2 separate regions of the Homo sapiens genome follow, and region 2 is linked to region 1. Evidence: chromatin contacts called from ENCODE Hi-C or POLR2A ChIA-PET data. All regions are on one chromosome and are shown on one strand. Each heading gives the region's core, a stretch centred on a gene start or an enhancer-like site at or near the end of the contact. The rest is flanking DNA. Distances are from core to core; before and after follow the strand shown. Region 1 overlaps LOC105369812 (a long non-coding RNA gene). Region 2 overlaps RAP1B (RAP1B, member of RAS oncogene family).

The links. Hi-C counts contacts between places; a loop is a spot of excess contacts on that map. ChIA-PET counts read pairs that join two places held with the same protein, here RNA polymerase II (POLR2A). Pooled maps may share reads with other maps.
Region 2: a loop to region 1 is called in a pooled map, with 4 times the contacts of the local background. The contact joins two enhancer-like sites. A Hi-C loop is called at or near these places in 1 of 37 single-sample maps with no recorded cell type and 2 of 50 pooled maps. POLR2A ChIA-PET finds 5 or more read pairs at or near these places in 1 of 52 experiments (CD8-positive, alpha-beta T cell).

Annotation. Positions count from the first base shown.
Region 1 is chr12:67,447,014-67,451,781 of GRCh38, reverse strand. The region is part of intron 3 of LOC105369812 (a long non-coding RNA gene); the gene reads right to left. Among named protein-coding and RNA genes, the nearest start is that of LINC02420, 6.8 kb to the right of the region's middle. RefSeq lists a silencer at 3,222-3,406. Within about 2 kb of position 2,106, at least 4 of the 41 ENCODE cell types and tissues checked have a DNase peak (open chromatin) inside an H3K27ac peak, as active enhancers do; they include CD8-positive, alpha-beta T cell, where a contact is called at or near this core.
Region 2 is chr12:68,638,389-68,643,156 of GRCh38, reverse strand. The region is part of intron 1 of RAP1B (RAP1B, member of RAS oncogene family); the gene reads right to left. It also overlaps the pseudogene ATP5PDP4. Among named protein-coding and RNA genes, the nearest start is that of SNORA70G, 13 kb to the right of the region's middle. RefSeq lists an enhancer at 1,872-2,001. Within about 2 kb of position 1,881, at least 4 of the 41 ENCODE cell types and tissues checked have a DNase peak (open chromatin) inside an H3K27ac peak, as active enhancers do; they include CD8-positive, alpha-beta T cell, where a contact is called at or near this core.

The DNA of each region.
Region 1 (4,768 bases), core at 857-3,356:
TCTGATGATCCATCAAGTTGTACATGTACATGTGAAAATTCCTGGGTATATAAATGTTTTGAAAACTAGGTCCATGTATCAGAACCACCAATTGGAGTTGCAGGCCACACATTTGCTAAAGCTGTTTGTTACAAAAAGCTGAAACTATTCCAGGATGCACTGCTCCAGCACTTGGGGTGGAGGTGGGTGGGAGGAGGAGGTGGGGGTTGGGGAGGGAACCTTCTGACCCTGGCTGGGTCACACCTCTGAGATGCTACAAGAACGAAGAATGGTAGGGGCCAGGTGTAGATGGGAGAAGGCAGCTGGTAGACAGCCTCGGCTTTCTGAGGTATCTGAGGTCTCTGATGGCCTCAAGGCAAACACTGCCTCCTGTCAGGCTCAGAACAGTAAAGACTCTCCAGCCAGCCTTCCTGAATGCCAACAGCCACAGGACTGTGCAGGTCTAATTTCCAATCAGATATGAAGGGAAGGAGAATGATCTCTGCTGATAAACCGAGTCTGGAAACCTTGTTATAGAATGCAGTAGAAAAAAAGACAGGAGAGAGGGAAAAACATATGAAGCGGTTCTTAGGTAATTTCTAAGAAGGAAGCTGCAGCAGGAACTCTGGCTACATACCAGAGATCGCCCTCTTATTTCTTTCACTTAATAACATTAAACAGGAAAAGAAGGAATGGAAATTCAGGAACTTCAAGGTCCCACTAGGGCACTGAGGACCAGTGTAGAGGAGGACTCATCCTGCACCAGACCTATAGGCATGGATTATACCATGCCCATGGTGCCAATTAAGCTTTAAGAATCACACTTGCTAGCATTGGAGAGGTTAGGGGGTCGGGGAGAGGTGGTACCTAAAGAAGGAAAAAGACGACTATCTGTGTTAGGCCATTCTTGCATTGCTATAAAGAAATACCTGAGACTGGGTGATTTATTTAAAAAAAAAAAAAAAAAGAGGTTTAATTGGCTCACGATTCTGCAGGCTTTACAGGAAGCATGGTGCTGGCCTCTGCTCAGCTTCTAAGAGGTTTCAGGCAACTTACAATCATGATGGATGGTGAAGGGGGACCAGGCACATCATGTGGCAAAAGCAAGAGCAAGAGAGAGAGAGGGTGCGGGGAGGGGAAGTACCACATATTTCTAAACAATCAGATCTCGTGAGAACTCACTCACTATGGTAAAGATAGCACCATGCCATGAAGGATCCACCCCCATGACCCAAACACCCCCCGCCAGGCCCCACCTCCAGCACTGGGGATACAATTCAACATGAGATTTTGGCAGGGACAAGCATGCAAACTATATCACCATCTGGTAACATCCTATGGCTATGGAAGGGAAGGGAATAGGCAAAATTGGTGGTTGAATTTGGTTGACAACCAAAACTCAGTGGACAACCCCTTTTTGGTATCCCAGTGGTAGAAGCCACTTGGAGAAGGTTGGGAAGCTGAATCAGCCCAGGATCTGTGTGGTCTTCAGCCTTCCAGGAAGTAGATCATGCTGGACAAAAACTTCAGACCTCAACCCACAGGATCTAGAAAGGCCAGGATGGAAGAAGCCACAAGGAAAGGAGATACTTAGAGCTCAGTGGTGCTGGTTAGGGAGTCTTTAAGGACACTTGAGAGCCAGCACCTGTGCCCTCATCCTGGCTTCAGATTCTGTGGCCTAAGTGCTAAAGCCTCCCGCCCACTCCTACAGATGTGAATGAGAGTCAGGGAAAAACTGGGGGTGGGTATGGGAGTCCGATGAGAGAAGAGCACATCAAACCCAGGGTATCTGTGAGAGGGAGCTGGATCCATAGGGCCTGCTCTGCATCTGCAAGTCCAGATGTAATGGCAACACACTTGGGCAGTTACCATCGCTACCTATGTGCAGAAGGCTACACAAACAGGAAGAGGAAATATTCAAGCACTGGCTCGTTCATTTTAACTCGAGAGTGTCTAAAACAGATCCCCAACAGCACGGAAAGTTTCAGTTTTGTAGTCAAGCAGATAAAGATGTGGCTAAGGAGAGTATTCTAAGGCAGATGCCAAGTGTATGCCCTCTGTGAGTGCAATGTGCATTGCCCATGGGCCTAGAGCATTCTAGAATAGATATGCAAAATACATGACCACTTAGGGAAAGTTGAGATGAGTCACTCTTTCTAAGAGTAACCGTTTAAAACATCACACTTAGTATCTCTGAGCCCCACAGCACATGCACTGTGAAGAATAAAAATTCAGATAACATTTAGACTTGCATGAACAATTGTTTTTTTTAAATAGACACCAAAGGAAACTCGAACCCAAATTCTAGATTCAGAATGCCCAACACTGCTTACCAGAGACAATGGATTTTGGTTTAGGTTTTAAAGAGTGATAAGTATCAGATTCAGATGCTAAGAGGTAAAAGGAGAAGACAGTTTTGCTGCTCACTCAGTGGGTTTTCTCAGTTTTAGACAAAGGTCACAAGGGATCTTGGGGGCTCCAGACACTATCGAGTAATTGGTAAAAAGGATGATCATGATATCAAATACCTGGAGTGCTAATTTCTTTAGAAACCAAATTATATAAGACCTTTGAGGCATGTGAACGTTCATCCCCAGTTCAGAACTGCCTGGAAGAAGCAGAGTTGACATTGTTCATTTTTAAATACTGTGCAAGTTCTGCTAGATGGCTAGCATCATAATGGGGTAAGAGCAGATCCTGAGTAGATCTTCCCTAGCACTCCTTAGCTGTTTCCCATGAACCTTAGAGAATCAAAGACCTATAGGCTTAGTGGATACTAAGAGAGATTTGAAGATAAACATGCCATTAAGGCAAAGCCCTTCTCTGACCTGACCCAAGCATGTCAGGCCAGAGACAGTAAGAAAAGGCACCAGAAAAGGCATTCCATGGATAAGAGAGAAGCCAGGGCCCTCCACCCTTTTGAACATTTTGAAAACTGAAAAGGGAAGGCCTGTAAGCAGATGCTCAGGGCCTTCATGATCTCTTTCAGCCAGGTTCTTGCACTAGTATCAGCTGATCAAGTCCTTTCCCTCAGTTTAAACCATGGACTACCGTACTGAGGGCTTAGGAGCTGTGCTTTCTGACATAGCAGGAAGATATCGGGAAGGTAGCTAAATTCTACTGGCAGAAGCTTAAACTATGTGAGATCTAATATCAATATCCTGTTTACAGATCAGAGCCATTGGCACATAATTAGGCAGTGAGACACCAATTCTAGGAGGTGTGTATACAAGGTGGAGGGGTGATCCACAGAAGCCTCCCCTCTGTGCTCTCCAGAGCCAAGCAAGACATGACAGGGAAGTAGAGGGTGGTCGTTTCGGTTATACAGATGCTGCACCTCTTGAAGGAGTCAGAGGCATGTGAGATTCCCAGGGTCCTAAGGGATCTGAGTTCCTTTATGCCAGAAAGCTTGGGCTTTCCAAGGTAAGGCCAATGGTAGCTCTCACTTATGTGGCTCCGGTAAACCTAACTGCTCCAGCCAGGAGGGACAAGATGGAAGCTCAGCATAGGAGGTGGTCAAGGAAAGAAACCTAGGACCTCTGAGGTTGAACTAGACTAGTGGTTTTTGTTTTTGTTTTTTTCAAGTAAATTTGAATTTGGCATTGAGATGGGCACAAATTAGAACAGCTTAAGGATGTATTATTAAAATGAGTGCTGAAATATTCTCTATGAAGACACTTTCCCCCAAGAATACTGTGGTATGGTTTTGAAGACCTCATAAGGCTTGGGATGGAACATAGTATGTGAATGTTGCAATGCTTTCCACCTTCTGGAAATCTGTAACTGGAGGGCAGAATTCTGGTGGAGGGTTCCACTTGTAAGTCTCACCCTAATAGTGTTGGTGGTACTTTAAATAATAAATTGAAAAAAATTATATTAATTTCTCTAAACTGAAATTATGAAACATATGTCACCATCCATACCTGTGAGCATTATCCCTGTGCCTTTTCCTTGTCTCTCCTGGGGATCTCAGAGAGGCCTCCCTTGTTTTTCAAATGAATCATATAGCAGTTTATTCCTTGATCTCTAGTTCCACAGTTCCTCTCCCCACTTCCCTCAGTATCTTTATTTCCCTTCAAATTTCACTTTACAGGTCTCTTCATCTGATCAGTGAGTTTCTTGCCAAACATATTTCAAGACCTTCTGGAAGTACCTTGCCAATAACCCATTGCCACATCATTATTGCTAACTCTTCATTATTCTCCATATTCTCTTTTCAATTTCAAGGATAACAATATCAATCAGTGTGGACCTAACCTGTGCTTCTTAAAGCCTCTCTGGACTGGGGTTTTAAAAGGATCACACTAAACCCTTAATTACTCCTCTTTTCTTGTACTCCCTTCTCTGCTCTTGTCCTGGAAGAGAGATCATGACAAGGGATGATAGCTCATAGTGAAGGAGCCACTCCTTGGCTGGCAAGAGGCTCTCCTAAACCACTACAAACAATTAGTCTTAATCCTGGCTTTCAAATAGAAGCACCTGGGGAGCTTTTAAAAAAATATGGATGCCTGGGTCCTATCCCACACCAATTAAATCAGGAACTCTTGGGATGAAGCCCTAGGGTTGGTATTTTTTAAAACTGCAGTGTGATTCTAATGTGCACTCAGTTTCAAAGCACTGTTAGGAGCTGTGGTTAGCCATGATCCTTTGTTGAGCATCTATTTGCAGCCAGATGTCAGCCCACACAATCAGGGCATAGAGGAGTAGCACAAGGATTCTCCAATCAAGTTATTCAATTCTCCCACTCACTGCTTCTTGCCTGCTTTGCCTCCCCCACTCTGAGCCAGGG
Region 2 (4,768 bases), core at 632-3,131, 1.2 Mb before region 1:
TACTGCCATGTACTACCATTTAAAGTGAAGAGATTTTGGAAGAAAAACAAAAACTATAATCAACAGAAAAACTCTGAAAGAAATTTTAAGATGAACAACCTTCAAGAAGTTAAAGGCGGCTGCAGTGGACCGTGGGCAGCCAGGGTCGGTGAAGAATCCCAACATGGCTGGGCGAAAACTTGCTCTAAAAACCACTGACTGAGTAGCTTTTGCAGAGATCATACCCCAGAACCAAAAGGCCATTGCTAGTTTCCTGAAATCCTGGAATGAGACCCTCACCTCCAGGTTGGCTGCTTTACCTGAGAATCCACCGGTTATCGACTGGGCTTACTACAAGGCCAACGTGGCCAAGGCCGGTTTGGTGGATGACTTTAAGAAGTTTAATGCCCTGAAGGTTCCCGTGCCAGAGGATAAATATACTGCGCAGGTGGATGCCGAAGAAAAAGATGTGAAATCTTGTGCTGAGTGGGTGTCTCTCTCAAAGGCCAGGATTGTAGAATATGAGAAACAGATGGAGAAGATGAAGAACTTAATTCCATTTGATCAGATGACCACTGAGGACTTGAACGAAGCTTTCCCAGAAACCAAATTAGACGAGAAAAAGTATCCTTATTGGCCTCACCAACTAATCGAGAATTTATAAAATTGAGTCCAGGAGGAAGTTCTGGCCCTTGTATTACACATTCTGGACATTAAAAATAATAATTATACAGTAGACCAATAGCACCATAATTTTAGGCACAGTAAATTAGCCAATATCTCTCATTGCTAACTCAGTTTCATTTAACTTCTTGTGTTGCCTTTAACAACTTTTTTTTTAATATCATTCTCGCTTGAATTTCCAGTATAAGTGACAAGATTTTCTTCATTTACATGTGCTCTCTTTATGGTATTCCTTATAAACAAGAGCATTTATTTGTAAAAACTGGATGCAGTTTGAAACTATCTGTACAGTTAAGAATTGCTAGTTAACAATAATATGCCTATGTATGAGTTAATCTGCAAATGTAGTACATTTGTATTCATCTTTAGTCTATGAATTAACCAATTATACCAACTAATGAGGGACTCCTGGATCTTCATTTTACTCAACGCGTTAAACAGAAAAGACTGTAGCATATATGCGAAATGAACTTAATGTTATCAACAGTGCAACTATACGATACTTCATCAGCCAAAAGGTGCAATTTCTACATCATGTAGGCACATACACAATTATAAACTTTATGCATGATTCACACTGCCTCTCCAACACAATCTAAGATTACAGATGAAGAAAATCAATTAAATTTCTAAAGAAAGCTATCAAAATACTAAAAATTCCACTACTGTTCAAAGTATTTTCTACACTGTTTTTTTTTTTTACCTTTGATTCAGAGGAACTGTGGAATGCATCGATTTTTTCAAATGCATAAGTATTTCTTCTATTTATCTTTGAATATATTTTTTGGGTAGTTTTTAGTATTAGGTCATTTACATTTAAAGATTCCTAATTTGAGTTCCTTATATAATCACCTAAAATTTGCGTGACTGCAACTAACCTGATTGATGAAAGTAACTGACAGCTTTTACACTTGGCTATTTACTTCTTGCAAAATATCTACTACCTTACTCATTTGTTTAAAAGTAGTTTATTATTACTTCTACAACTTTTTCCATTTACTCTACAGACCGTAGTTTTATTTGCATTGGTTCTTTTTTATCAATTTAAAAAGCTGTTTAATTCTAGTTTCAGAGCAAACCACAGCAAAGACATGGAAAGACAAGAAAACAAAACCTCCTTTGGCATTGTCGAGAGTCCGGTTTCAGTGGCTGCTTCATAACTGTTTGAAATGAAAGTGGAAGAAGGGGGTGGTGGCTCATGCCTATAATGCCAGCACTCTGGCAGACAGAGACAAGCAGACTGCTTTAACTCAGGAGGAGTTCAAGACCAGCCCGGGCAACATGGTGAAACCCCGTCTCTACAAAAAATATGAAAATTAGCCAAGTGTAGTGGCACACACCTGTAGTCCCAGCTACTTGAGAGGCTGAGGTGGGAGCATCACTCGAGCCCAGGAGTCGAGGCTGCAGTGACCCATGTTTGTGCCACTGCACTCCAGCCTGGGTGACAAGTGAGACCCTGTCTCAAAAACAAAACGAAACAAAAAACATATTCTACATTAAGTTCAGTAAATTTATCTAAGATAATTATTTCATTAACCGGAGATTATTAACTAGTATTTTCACAAAACAATAATGAATGCTATAATAATTCTGAGTTAACAGAAAATCCTGAAGACATGAATCAAAGAAAATAAAAACTGGTCTTATGGGGTAGCTTTTTTTTTGTCTAAATGTGTTCACTATATTACACATCAAAATGCAAATAACTGATTTAATTATCCAACATTCTGGATTGCCTATAACATTCTTCCTAAGATTCAACTGTAGATATTACTGATCCAAATTATGAACAAGAATTATTCTAAAAAATCACTGAGGAAACTAAAAAGCGTAACAAAATGACAAATTTATGTATTAAAAAGAAAATTCTTGTTTATTTGATGCTGAGATTTATTGAGGACATACTCCATCAACCCAAGAACTGTGCTGGTCAGAAAAGAAAATCTAAGAAATGACACCTTCCATTAACACTACTATAATACAGCAATCAATATTTGACATCAATAAATATATAATGAGTACCTAATATATGTTAGGCACTATTCTAGGCAGTGGGAATATAAAGCAGTGAAAGAAAGACCCTGTCCTCAGAATTTATAATCTGGAGTAAAGGGTATAGAGGGGGAAACAAAGTCAGTATAAAGTGTCAGCTGTGATAAGCAGTATGGAGAAAAAAAAAAGAGATAAGAATGGATGGTTTTATATGGGGTGGTTATGAAGAACTTCTATTAAGGTGAAATTACTATATAGCTCAGTACACAAAGAGTCCTGTCAATGGATTGATATTAAATTTTGTTTTTAACAAAAGACTACCATTAGGCTTTGTCCTGTTGAGCATTTAAAAAATCATCTTTGGGCCGGGCATGGTGGCTCATGCCTGTAATCCCAGCACTCTGGGAGGCTGAGGTGGGTGGATCACGAGGTCAGGAGATGGAGACCATCCTGACCAACATGGTGAAACCCCATCTCTACTAAAAATACAAAAATTAGCCGGTTGTGGTGGTGCATGCCTGTAATCCCAGCTACTCAGGAGGCTGAGGCAGGAGAATCGCTTGAACCCAGGAGGCAGAGGCTACAGTGAGCTGAGATTGTGCCACTGCACTCCAGCCTAGCACAGAGCAGGACTCAGTCTCCCAAAAAAAAAAAAAAATCTTTGGTGGGGTGACATGCTAATTAGTTTGTGGCTGAAGTTAAATTTGGATTTGGGAGTCAATCCAGCCCCTTCCTCTGCAAAAAGGGGCATAAATGGGATTTCTGGAGAAGTCTAAATGTAGTTGGTCTTATGAGGTGCTGTTTTTCAATATGTACAAAATGCCCTTTGGTGAGTTCCTGTGCCAGCTCTTTAGAGGAGGATATGTACCTCTTTTCCTCAGCTGTGTAGCAAAAACAACACAGATCAGGGCAGCATATCTCAAGATGCAGTTCTTAGGAGGTTAGTGTCAAGGAAATGTCTCTGAAGCATTCTTGCACTAACTCAGCCCACAGTGATCATTCTCCTTCATGACAAGTTATACCAAATACTTTAGGACTTGATTACGTATTACCTTGTACTATTTTCTAAGGAGACAACAAGCTGTAGAAAGTAACATTAACTTTGAATTTAAGAAGCTCTATTTAAAAAGTCGTATATTTTGAGATAAATCACTTAATTCTTGGTTTCCAGATTCCTTGTCTACAAAAAGATGGAATGAGGGAAAGGGGAAATACTGAACACTCAGATGACTTACATCAGCCAGGTAACCATGTAAACGCTTGAAGCAGTTAAGGTCTTATTAGGTAATAACATAGACTGTGGTCAAGTAGGGAGTGAATGCTTTACGGGTAAAGTCATTTGAATTCTAAAAATTATGAATATTGTATAAACCAACAAAATCAATTTGAGAGATAAGAGCTCTGAACCCTGGTCCAGCAGTTTTTGACTTCTCGACTAGATCCCTAAAGTCCCTTTCAATTATAAAATGTTTTGTTATAATAATGTTACATGTACCAGACTTTGAAGAATTAAACATAAATGGAATTTTAAAAGCATCTTAGGTTGGGCGTGGTGACTCATGTCTGTAATCCCAGCACTTTGCGGGGCCGAGGCAGGCAGATCACTTGAAGTGAGGAATTCGACACTAGCTGGCCAACATGGTGAAACCCCGTCTATACTAAAAAATACAAAAATCAGTCGGGTTTGGTGGTGCATGCCTGTAATCCCAGGTGCTCAGGAGGCTGAGGCAGGAGAATCATTTGAACCTGGAAGGCCGAGGCTGCAGTGAGCCAAGATTGCGCCACTGCACTCCAGCTTAGGCATACAGAGTGAGACTCTGTCTCAAAAAACAAAAAAAAGTTAGATTCCTTAATTACTATAAAAAAATAAATTGCACTGGTAATAAAATTTAATATAATCTAAATATTATTTCTCTAACTTCATAATGGTTGTTTGATATTATAGATATTTTGGAGTCATTATCTTTCAAAAACAATACACATTTTAAAAAGGAGTGAAAATAAACGTAAGACAACATCCTTACTCCTAAAGTATGCACAACTGGGAAAATCCATTAAGACTAGTGGGCACTCAACCAGGACAAGATGCAACCACATTTTCCTTTACCTTCTC